Linked DNA regions of Homo sapiens: region 2 is linked to region 1. The links are chromatin loops, found by intact Hi-C in ENCODE. Cell type or tissue: dorsolateral prefrontal cortex. All regions are shown on one strand. Each heading gives the region's core, and the rest is flanking DNA. Links, peaks and the distances in the headings are about the cores only.

The links. Peaks named below come from ENCODE experiments on the same cell type or tissue, not always from the same donor. Only the 100,000 strongest peaks of a DNase experiment are listed, where the experiment ranks them.
Region 2: a loop joins it to region 1, with 2.5 times the contacts of the local background. A loop is called at or near these places in 2 of 110 quality-filtered maps.

What each region holds. Positions count from the first base shown.
Region 1 is chr2:144,709,102-144,714,493 of GRCh38, reverse strand. The region is part of intron 1 of TEX41 (testis expressed 41); the gene reads right to left. Among named protein-coding and RNA genes, the nearest start is that of TEX41, 44 kb to the right of the region's middle. RefSeq lists an enhancer at 1,843-2,493. In dorsolateral prefrontal cortex, for the core only: no CTCF peak of the experiment used is centred there; no DNase peak of the experiment used is centred there; H3K27ac peaks cover 1,555 bases.
Region 2 is chr2:144,764,471-144,769,862 of GRCh38, reverse strand. TEX41 (testis expressed 41) reads right to left here. Exons shown (of 5, transcript NR_033870.2): 2 at 1,583-1,765. Among named protein-coding and RNA genes, the nearest start is that of TEX41, 99 kb to the right of the region's middle. In dorsolateral prefrontal cortex, for the core only: no CTCF peak of the experiment used is centred there; no DNase peak of the experiment used is centred there.

The DNA of each region.
Region 1 (5,392 bases), core at 95-5,094:
AAAGCACAAACTTCGTTTTGGTGTAACTATGTTTTGGGAGTAGGCAATTTCCAGGCATTCTTCCGTGTTCAGCAAAGATTATACTCATTCTACCTGTGACCTAAATAAAGATTAATTCAATTATTTAATAGCATAACGCTAGTCCACTGACATGACATGTTCTTAATTTAGCACAGCCACAAAAAATTGAACAAGCTCGCCTAGATTGTTTTTCTGCCTGTCAAAATTCAGCACAAACGAGCAAAGTAATACTGGAGACTAAAAATACATAAACATAAGAAAATTTTTCAAACTTTAAAAACTAATAATAAATTGGAGGGCAAAGGTTGACTGCTATACCAAATGTGGAACTTTACATAGTTCACAGCCCTAAATCCCCAGGGTTACAGAAATCCCAAATACAACATAGTTTCTATTATTAGCATTTTCTATTTCTAATCCTGTTAAATTTCTGCCCTATTAAAAATATGGGGATTTATAAAGCTAGTTTATAAGATCAGATGGTTTTCATGTGCCAGAATACTTCAAACTCCAACTCCAGGTTTTGGTTAAAAAAAATAAAATCCATAATCAACTTATCCTAATTTTTATCAAAATGAAAACATTTACTGAGGAAGGGAAGTGACTGAGAAATGTGCTGGAATTTCACCTTTGTCACTTTCATTTAAATCAAGTAAAAGAGCATCCATGTGGCTTTCAAAGGTACAAACAAAACATGTTAAGAATTTTAGCTGACTTCTTAATGACTGGATTTCTTCTTATATAATATTATCTTTGAACCATAAATCTACCTTACATGTTAGAATCCTGGCATCAGGGCACTCAGCAAAAGTTTAAATATTCCTGCTCCCGCTCAGAGAATATCCTTTGGTAAAAGATCTAAGGAATGTTAAGTGACCATCAAGTGACCAAGTAAATCATCTGAGTATTCTATCTTGTACATTTCATAAGTAAGTACCTTTCTTTGTGCTTGGTTCAACATCCACCAAAGCAAACAGAAGGCTTAAGAAATGAACACATATATTTCATCTAAGAGAGGATAAAATACACATTTTTAAGTTTAATAACCTTTAATAAAAGCACTTTATTTGGAATATTTAAATAAAAAACTAATTTAGCCATGTATTAGAAGTGATCATTTATGTAGTAGTTCAAAAGCCCCTTGTCCTTTAAAGCAAAAAATGGTATAATTTATGAGGACAGACTATAGGTTCTATGTGTTGTCACCAGAACGTGTCAGGTATTTTTACTGAATACATATCTTTGTTATGATTGGGCTAGAAGACAACAGTTCTTTTTCTTGCCAAATTTGAGCATTTGGCTTTAAAATCATGATCCTATTCAGGTCATCAATGGGGAATATGTCAGTGAAAGTAAAATTCTGTTATGGTGCATTTTAGGTGGTTTATTTAAATGCATCTTCTGGTGGGCTAATACTACCTTTTGCATCTAAAAAAGGAGTCATTTTAACAGTGAGCTTTAAAATGTACACAAGTGTCCAGAATTCTGATCACCTCTATAACATCAGAGTGTAATGATAATTTTTAAATTATTTTTAGCTGCCAAAGTCCAGGTTCCCCTATCACTCACAAGCTGAAACACTCATGATAAATTTGAGAGACTCTAATAACCTTAAATCATTGTGTACTGCACATGCTCAGAACCAATCACTTCCAAATTTGAGAGCATATAAAAATTTGAAGAGCTTCAATTATTTTAAATCACCATGTGCAGCGTAGAGAGAGATTTAAAATAGTTGTAGTGCCTCACATTTTTTAAGCACTTCAGTTTGGAAGAGAGTCAAGCAGCATTCCAGCATGGAAGCTCAAGACACATTGGACTAGTTTAACACATCAGAACTAGAAATATATACCTAAAAACCAAGGAACTAGTTTTTAAAAATTAAGTTCTTGAAAGGTGGCAGGGCTGCAGGGGTTGGGGGGGGGTGGTCTTTGAAAAGCCAAATAAACACCTCATTCCAATTAGAAAACAGTATAGTGATTACCAGGTCAAGCCAGGGGAGAAAGATTCAAATGATGTTTACAAAGCAAAGAGTGGTTTTCTTAAAACTAAAAGCAGTGTGATAGATAAAAGAGACACAAAGCTAAAGAAATGCAAGAAGGTTCTGAAAGCACAGCAGGCAAATTCATGTACTCCTACAGCTGAATTTTAACAGTAGTGGCATTTCCCTCACCATGGTTTTCCTTGCCTCAATCTTCCCAGCAAAGCTAACTTTCTGGTTCCCTCTTGGATGAATGATTGTACGGCCTTGTGTTTTACCAACACTCTTGCGCCACTTTTTCTATATTCTCTTTGTTTGATTGTGGGAGAGGGTGAGCACTTTGACATTTTACACAGCTCAGAGTTCACTTTCGACATCCAAATCCTTAAAGAACTCAAAAATTATATCAGCACAATCAAGCTATTTAAAGATGGCCTTTCTTCAGCATTTTCCATCATTTCATCTAAGTAAAAAGTGACGGTCTCCTCTGTTGCCTTTGGGTTTTCACGTATTTTAGGCTTGGCACTGCCCAGAAAGCAGCATGCTCTTCATAATTCTGCGTCAGTGAAAACATAATGTCCTATAGTTAGTAAGGGAAAAAAGCGTAAAGGAAAAAAAATGAAAGAAAAAGAGCCTGAAGGCACTGGAATAATTAAGCAAATGCAGTGACAGCTGTGGCAGGTCCTGGGCAGAACTGGCTCCACTGAGCTGAATTAATGACATCAACAGCCCAGTATCTCCATTAACAGTTGATCATTAATTATTACTATCTGACAGTAAGAGCCTAAACCTTCTCAGGAGTGGCCTGTTATTAATCTACTTTACCTGCCCTGAACACTGGCACCTCAGTGCAGTTAGTGGGGCCGGTTTTTGTTTCTTTCTTTTTTTTTTTTTTACTTCAACAATTGCTTAATTTACTTGGATAAACAGTGATAACCATCAGATTATACAGTCTGTTTTAGATTACAGGGAGTTTCTTGTTCTTTCATCTAAGATAGGAGGTAATCTACTGGAATCTGCAGCATTGACTTTTCTTTGTCATGTTTAGAAGGGTCAGGAGACACCATCTACCTGAAGAAATATGCAAGGCAGCAAGAAGTACATCATTCACCATTGCCCCCTTACCTAGCTCTATGGGGAAAAGAACTCAGATTTTCTCAGAATCCCATTCTTGGTTCTGTGATCAGTGGGCATAACTGTCTTGTCCATTCTAAAAGTTGTGCAATCAAAATGCTAACCCAAAACATAGAGAAGTTCAATTTTATGTATGTAGCATCAAATATTTGTCTCTCCAGATTCTAGTCATCCTCCATTCTTTCTGTTTTACAATGAAAATTACTTGGAGTTTATCTTTTAAAAAGTAAAGATTAATCCTATTTGATATCTAAATATTTTTGGTGAACCTTTAAAACTTGTCAGAGCCTTGGCCATTTAATAAACACATACATAGAGATAATCTATAAAATTTCAGGAGAAGGGTTAGACAGTTTTTAAAAATTTAAATGGCTCTTAATGTCTAACAATAACTCAATTTCCTCTCCAACAAAGATCTGTCCTTTCCATGTGGCAGTATGTCTCGCTCACTGGTGAGGAAAAAGAAACTGGGACATGCAAACACAGCTCATGTGTTAAGTACTCTCCTCACGGCAGCAGACCTTACAGTATCAGAGTGATAATTAACCTTTACCAAAGAAGACTTCATAGAAGTCCAATACATTAATTTGCTGATTGTTCTTTTCCTGCTAGAGACATAATCCAGAGTTCACTTCCTAGTCATAAACATAGACACAATATAACTTAATAGAGTGCCTGCTCTGGCTAATGGCCGTCAATGCACTGAAAATCCCAGAGCTTCCAGGACTGTATAGTGTATTTCCCAGGATACAGAGAGACTCTATGTATCCCTCCTTTTCAACAAGGAAACAATGGTAGAACCAGACTGGACTAAGTTTCTGTGGGTTCTGTTTTCTGTAAGTCACTGAGTTGGTACCAATGTGGTAGGCAGTTGAAAATTTTTCTAAAGTTATTGCGGTGAGAAATAAATAATGACAGATTAACATATACTCCACTCACTATGCACCACTTAATTATATTATGAGGACCCAATATTTGTTTGTTTGTTTTTCCCTGCTTGCTATCCTAACCCTCAAAAGAGCCTTTCTTCCACTCAGGGACAGACCTCTGTTCTCCTCCCTGTATACACAACATCTTATAGGTGAGGCCTCCACAGAAATCTTCCTGGGTCCTTTAGTAAACTCACATGGCTCACCAGGCCCCTATATTGGAAACCATTACTCAGGAATCATCATTACTCAGAAATCACAGCATGTGCAATGAGGCCTTTGATTAATACAAGTTCTTGGTTATGCAGTACAATAAAATTATAAAAGGAAAGAAAAAGTGATTTAACTCTATGGACTTCAGTTCTCTCATCTGCAAAAGTACTACTAAAAAGTAACAGCATAGTTCCTTGTAAGTCTAAAGTTGAGATGTTTGTTATGAAATGTGCGTTTGCATAGCTAAGCCCAGAGTGAAGAAATGACAAAGTAATCAAGACTAAATTCCATCTAATAAAAATTAAGACAAAACACTGAAAATCGTTGATGCACAAGGCAATTTTGAGATGAAGGAAAAACTCAGTGTTTCCTCTCCATGTACTACCACTTTCTTTTTTGCCTCATGGGAATTATCATCATATGGCATCAATCTTTCCCATCAACTGACTAAGTAGCTCAGTTTCTTAGCTTTTTCTCACTATATATACTTTGTAGTAATTTCCAGGATTTAACCAAATTTCATTTCATTTCAGTAATATGCTACTCCCTATAATCACCCCAGCCAATGGCTCAAACACTTCCCCCATGGATTTCTCTGGTTTGATAGATTCAGATGTGCTCAATTTTGCAATAACTTTCTTATGACTTAATTCAAGCAATCTCTTTTAATATCACTCTAAATAGATTCAAATCTAGATAATGTATTTTTTAAACCCCTTTTTCTCTTTTCCCTTTCCCAAACAGTAACATTGTTGGCTTGGATTCTTAAAATCTATTCTAGCAAACTGTCTTCAGCTGGTTTACAGATATTACCTGTTGCCACTGCATACTAATTTTCTCTACCTGATATCATTTGTTTCAGTTTTTTAATAATGTTCCTGACTCATAAGTCAAACTAAGTCACCCAAGCTCACTTAGGATCTCTAACTACAAATACCGGCTCCCAACAATTCTCTCACCATACAAAATCAACTCATATTTGAAAACCCTTACTAAAAAGGAAATTAATGAACACAAGCATTAATGTGCCTTCTTCATGATATTTATAGCAAAAGGAACCACATTTTCCATGGATGATCCTTAAAGGAAAAAGTTGCTATATTAAACACTCTAT
Region 2 (5,392 bases), core at 99-5,098, 55 kb before region 1:
ACCGGATGGACCCAGGCAGGAGGGTGTGGCCAGGGTGAGGGCAGAGAAAAGAGGAAAGAAGAGCATCTAGGAAAAGAGAGGGATCTTTTAAAAAAGCAACTCTGTGGGCAAGAGAGAGGTTTTTAAATAGTGAGAAAAAAAGTAACGGTGATTGGGCGTTCATTGCAAGGGAAGGATGGCGTTGGAGGGAGAATTAAATAAGAAGAATCTCTCAGTCTAGTAATATTTTCTCATGGACAACAATATGAAATAATCTCATTTCTTAAAACAGAGATTGTCCTACAAAAAAGGCTTTATTTTTAAAGGCAACATCCTTCCAGATATTTTTGTCTGAACCTAGAAATACCTTTCAGATTTATACTGTATTAAAAAAACCTTTAATTTTTGATTGAACTAAAAGCTTTCAGCATATAGATATATATTTACAGATTCTGTTTAAAAATCAGCAGCTACTTAGTCAAATGACAGCCTTCTTACTTGATTTTAAAAGTTCATATGTAATATGATTAATATCACCACATAGGAACAAGATAACTCAGCTGAGAATGTGCTTTTATGGATAGATCTTAAACTGTTCTCAATTTTTCCAGGTTGTCCAAAAGATTTGAAAGGGTAAAAAGATTTTTTAATACACAGTAAATACTTCTGAAACAGTGAATTAAAATGAAAAACAGATGACACATTTATACAGCTTTTGGCTTCTGTAACATCAAACAGCACATTTTCTTCAAATGGTTTCATCAGTGGACTGGGAACCTCTTAAATTGATTGACTCAAACATGTCACTTATTTGATGATTGGAGGTTTATAAAACAGTTCCTACTTTTGTCATCTGCTGACATGTTACATATCTCTCACAATAGATTAAAAGGTATCATCTAGTCTTATGCTTTCTCTACAGATAATTTTAACTTTTCAACTAAAATGAAGATACAAAGTATCTATGTATTAAAGAGATGCCTTGCAATTTGGAGTTATTTTTATTAGGTTTCTTATTTTAAGATTGATAAAGGTGATCTAAATACTATCTACAAAAAGAAAAAACTGAACACTTTACTTTTTCAAGGGTGAAATGCAGGCATGCAAACTTAGTCAAAGCAATAGATAAGCATTTGCAATGTGACAGGAAAAAAATGGCAAAATCATTATTTTAAGCCAATGTTTAATAAATGGTAAGAAACTACTTTCAATGATGTGATAAAATAGATGTTTTTTCCCCTGAGTTCCAGATACCTTCATAATCTTAGAGATCACAGCAGAGCCGAGACAATTTACCTACATCTGCTTTCAAGATAAACCTAGTGCCCTCAGATCTCAATTCATGCTTCCTAAAATACCACGAAGCCCACACCAGGGTACTCAGGTCTGAGAACGCACATATTTCTGAGAGTGCATATGTCCCTAGAAATCTGTTGATATTTAAATCACAGCACTCTATAGCACTCTCAGTTGGGTAAAGTTTGAGAGGAACAAACAAAGTATAATCCTCCCGGAGAAAAACAAAGAGTGAAAGACCAAATGCAAAAAACAGATGTCTCTCCAAACATACCAGAAATGAAGTACGGTATTTAGTCAACTGTACCTTGGCCATTTAGAAGGAGCCTGAAATGAATGCCCTGAGGCGATGTACCAGGTGGGTCACGGTCCTCACAGATGACACACTGAAGCTTGGAGAATGGACTCTCTACAAAGATGTGGGCAGGGAAACTTCCAGGGATGGAACGTCCCAAGGCAAAGGAGAGCAGAGAGCTGGTACACGTGAGGCCTGAAGGGTCAAAGGAAAGAATGGTTACCATATCCCTGAGAGTGTGTGTGCAGAGGATGACTTACTCAATAGGGACTGTGGCTTTGCTAGAGCACCCCAGCCACCCTACAGCCACTCACCAGAGAGAGAATCGAGGAATCAACATCCCAATCCCACTCTCTTCACAGAACCCTCTGCTCTACCATTGTCAGTCTTGACAGAGACCAATCAGAAAGCAGAGGGCAGTACCTGGAATCAGTCTCCCTGGCAGAGAGTGGACTGGAAGTGCAGTCATAAGATAACCAGTACAGAGCTTTTAATATTTAATAGTGGAGAAGACACATTGATTAACATTTTATAAAATGTTAATAACCTTAACAGAAAACAAACAAACAAACAAAAAAAGGTGTATTTTTCAGATAGAACATTTGACAATACTCTGGGATTTTAAAAAATGCATATGTATACACCCATATACTGAATTATTTTCAAAAGAAAAATAGAAATCAAATTATAAAACTATTAAGATATACAAAATTATAATAAAATATAAGAATACATAAAATTATAGATAACTTTGAACACTGTGCAATCAGCCTCAATTTCTCTACTATTGAGAAATAGAATCTATCCAGTTAAGGTATTATAATATATGAGGAAAAGTAAGAGAATGAGGAGGAAAAAAGGGGGAGAGGGGGAGAGGAGAGACAGGTAACCAAGGGGAAAAAAAGGATTGAGGCACGGTTCTTTTTATTTTCCTATTGTACTCTGCAATGCAGCCCTGGAAAATGTGTTAACCCTTAGAAGCTAGAATCCATGGATCCCCTGAATCTAACCGCTCTCTGGACCATTTTAGAGACAAAGCCTTTTTCTTCGGACAAACTGCTATTTCTCACCCTACCTTCTAAACAATCTTAGGAAGAAGACGCCTAGAAATATAGAAGTACCATTTTCTAGTTGGTGGGGAATGAGAGACACTGAAAACCTATTTCCACAACAGTGAGGCTGAGATCTAGATTTCTATTGTCCATTCATGATTCAGCCTTCCTTGCCTCCTATGTCAATGGGCGAGGCTCCTTTGGAGACACAAGGGATCCCAGGTCATGGGTCATATAGAGATAGGCTTTATGTATGCAACCTCAAGGGCCAGTTTCTGCTGAACTGCTTCCTTTCTCACCTTCCTGACCCTGCCAAGCATTCCCCTACCTGTGCAGAGGATAGTTACTAGCACAACTGAAAACATCTAAACTACTTCCTCTCTGTCCTGTCATGTGGAAAACCAACTTAATTACATCTTTCTACCTTTCTTCATCCTTTACTCTTTTTAACATGCATTTGTTTTATTGACATTTACTGAGCATCAATATGCTGCCATTGTGTGAAGATGAGTATACAAAACAAGACATCAAGATCCCTAATCTTAAGCAGCACGCAGTGCAGTGTTTTTTCCCACATTCCTGGAACACAACACAACATACATGGTACGCATGTGTACCACAGGCATAAATATATATGCATGCTTATAGATATACATAGTCTAATCCTGAAATACCTCCAATCCCTTGGGGAAAGATTCTCCCCCACTTACCACGCTCTCTTCTGGCATCCTTCCTATGTCTCCTGATCTTTTATTTCAACAGGTTTTTAAGAATTGAACATATGCAAGGATGCTGAAGCCCACTCAGAATGTTAAAGACATAAGCTTGTTCCTGGATGAGGGTTAACAGTGGTAGGAGTTGGTAATCAGCTCTAGAAGAGATGGAAGGAAGTAAATAAAAGATGATATATGAAGACGAAATTGTAAAGATGTGGTAAAAACTAAGGAACAAGATTCCCTTCAAAGTTATCTTCTTTCTAATATTTCTTTCACTAAAACTCAATCCTCTAGAAACAAACACACCTAAAATTTAATCTTTAGAATGAAATTTCATAAGGACAAATAATACATAAGAAAGCTGTTTCATTGTAAAGTTACTTTTTTTTCCAAAGCACCTGCTTTAAGATAGAACATGTATATTTGCGGGGTCATTAGAATCACCTGGGGAGCTTTAAAAAAACTGTCAGGTACAGGCCCAAAGCAGACCAATTAAACTAAAACCTCTGGGGTGAGCCCAAGCATCAGTATGGTTTCAAACTCCCCATTTGATACTAACATGCAGCCATGGTCATAAGTAATAAATATATATTTAGACATATGATTATGAGTTATGTGCCAATCATCCCTTAGTAAAAAAAAATTCTCAGCAATGTTTTGTTTTCGATAAATCATTGTCAATAATTTATTATAATAATCTATAGCTATAGCTTTAAAGTCTTTTAAAAATAAAGGTAGATATTTAGGGTTTGATAATATCTATTTTTGAATAAAATATAGAAGATTTTTTAATGCTTAATAATAAAATGAGCCACCTAGAAATATAGCAAGGTCTTTATAGACAGATAGAGCTTGGATCAGAATAATGAGGCAAAATTTTTATTCCAGCTGCTCCCTCCCACCCACATCCTCTTTTTTCTCTTCTAGCCCATGCTTGGGGTCTATTGTAGAGAACTTAGATAGTCTAGGAATTTGAAATACAAGCAATGTTGACTTAAAGGAACTCTAAAGTCTCCTTCACCTAAATTGTCAATAATTTCATAACTATGTTTCCCTTTCAGCCATCTTAGTAAGCAGCACAAGTCACTGTTTTTGAGTGCATTCACACAATTTAGGCAGCAGTGGCTAAGCTAGGCTTGTGCTGTATGCAGGACAGCTACCGAAAGAAGGAAGGGCTGGGCTTAGTCTTTAGAGGTATGCTTACAAGGTATGGAAACCCAGATTAGCTCTGGCATATAAACTACAAAAATGTTCTTGTTAACTGGGCAACATGTTTTCTAAAGGTGCAGAATCCACTGTTTCTATCACTTGTCAGAGTTAAGCATAAACAATGTACAAACAAACAAATTGTGCCAGTATAAAATGTAATACTTGTTTATGAGACACTTCCAGAATCTGACAGTGGCCCTCTGTTAACAATATTTAGGCCATAACTATATTGGCCAAATTTTCCAAAAAAAAGAAAAAATCTGAAGCTTCGGGTAACGTTAAATAGCTTTATAACTTCCCTTGTATCTGGTTTCTAATCTCAGATTAAATCAGGCCAGAGTTATCAATTTTAATGATCATAATGTCACATTAAGCAAAAAGATGAATAAGAACGTGTGTATACTGTAGGCTAACATTCTTTTAATCCCGGACTCTCTATGCTTTGGGATTTTACGAACCAGTAAAACATCTCCAAAAATGTTAGAAAGTAAAACAAAAGTTACCATTTAAAAAAAAATTGCCAAGGAAGGACATTAAATGGTAAGAATAAAACCAGATCCACTATTGCCATTACATCATTATATCATATAACACTAAAAGAGTAGGAAGTATAGAATCTGTCAATAAAGGATAATTCAGTAAAAATAGTATACTTAATGAAATTTGTATCATTTTCTTGAATATCTCACTTCACTTCAATCCAGTGAAAATGTCATCACAGATCGGCCTGTGTCCACTGACTGGTACTCTGGAGCCACTGTTCTGATGGTATTCATCTAGACTCTTGCCTAGTTTCCCAAAAAATTCTGCCTGTAATCTCATTCATACCTGGGCAGAGGTTCCCT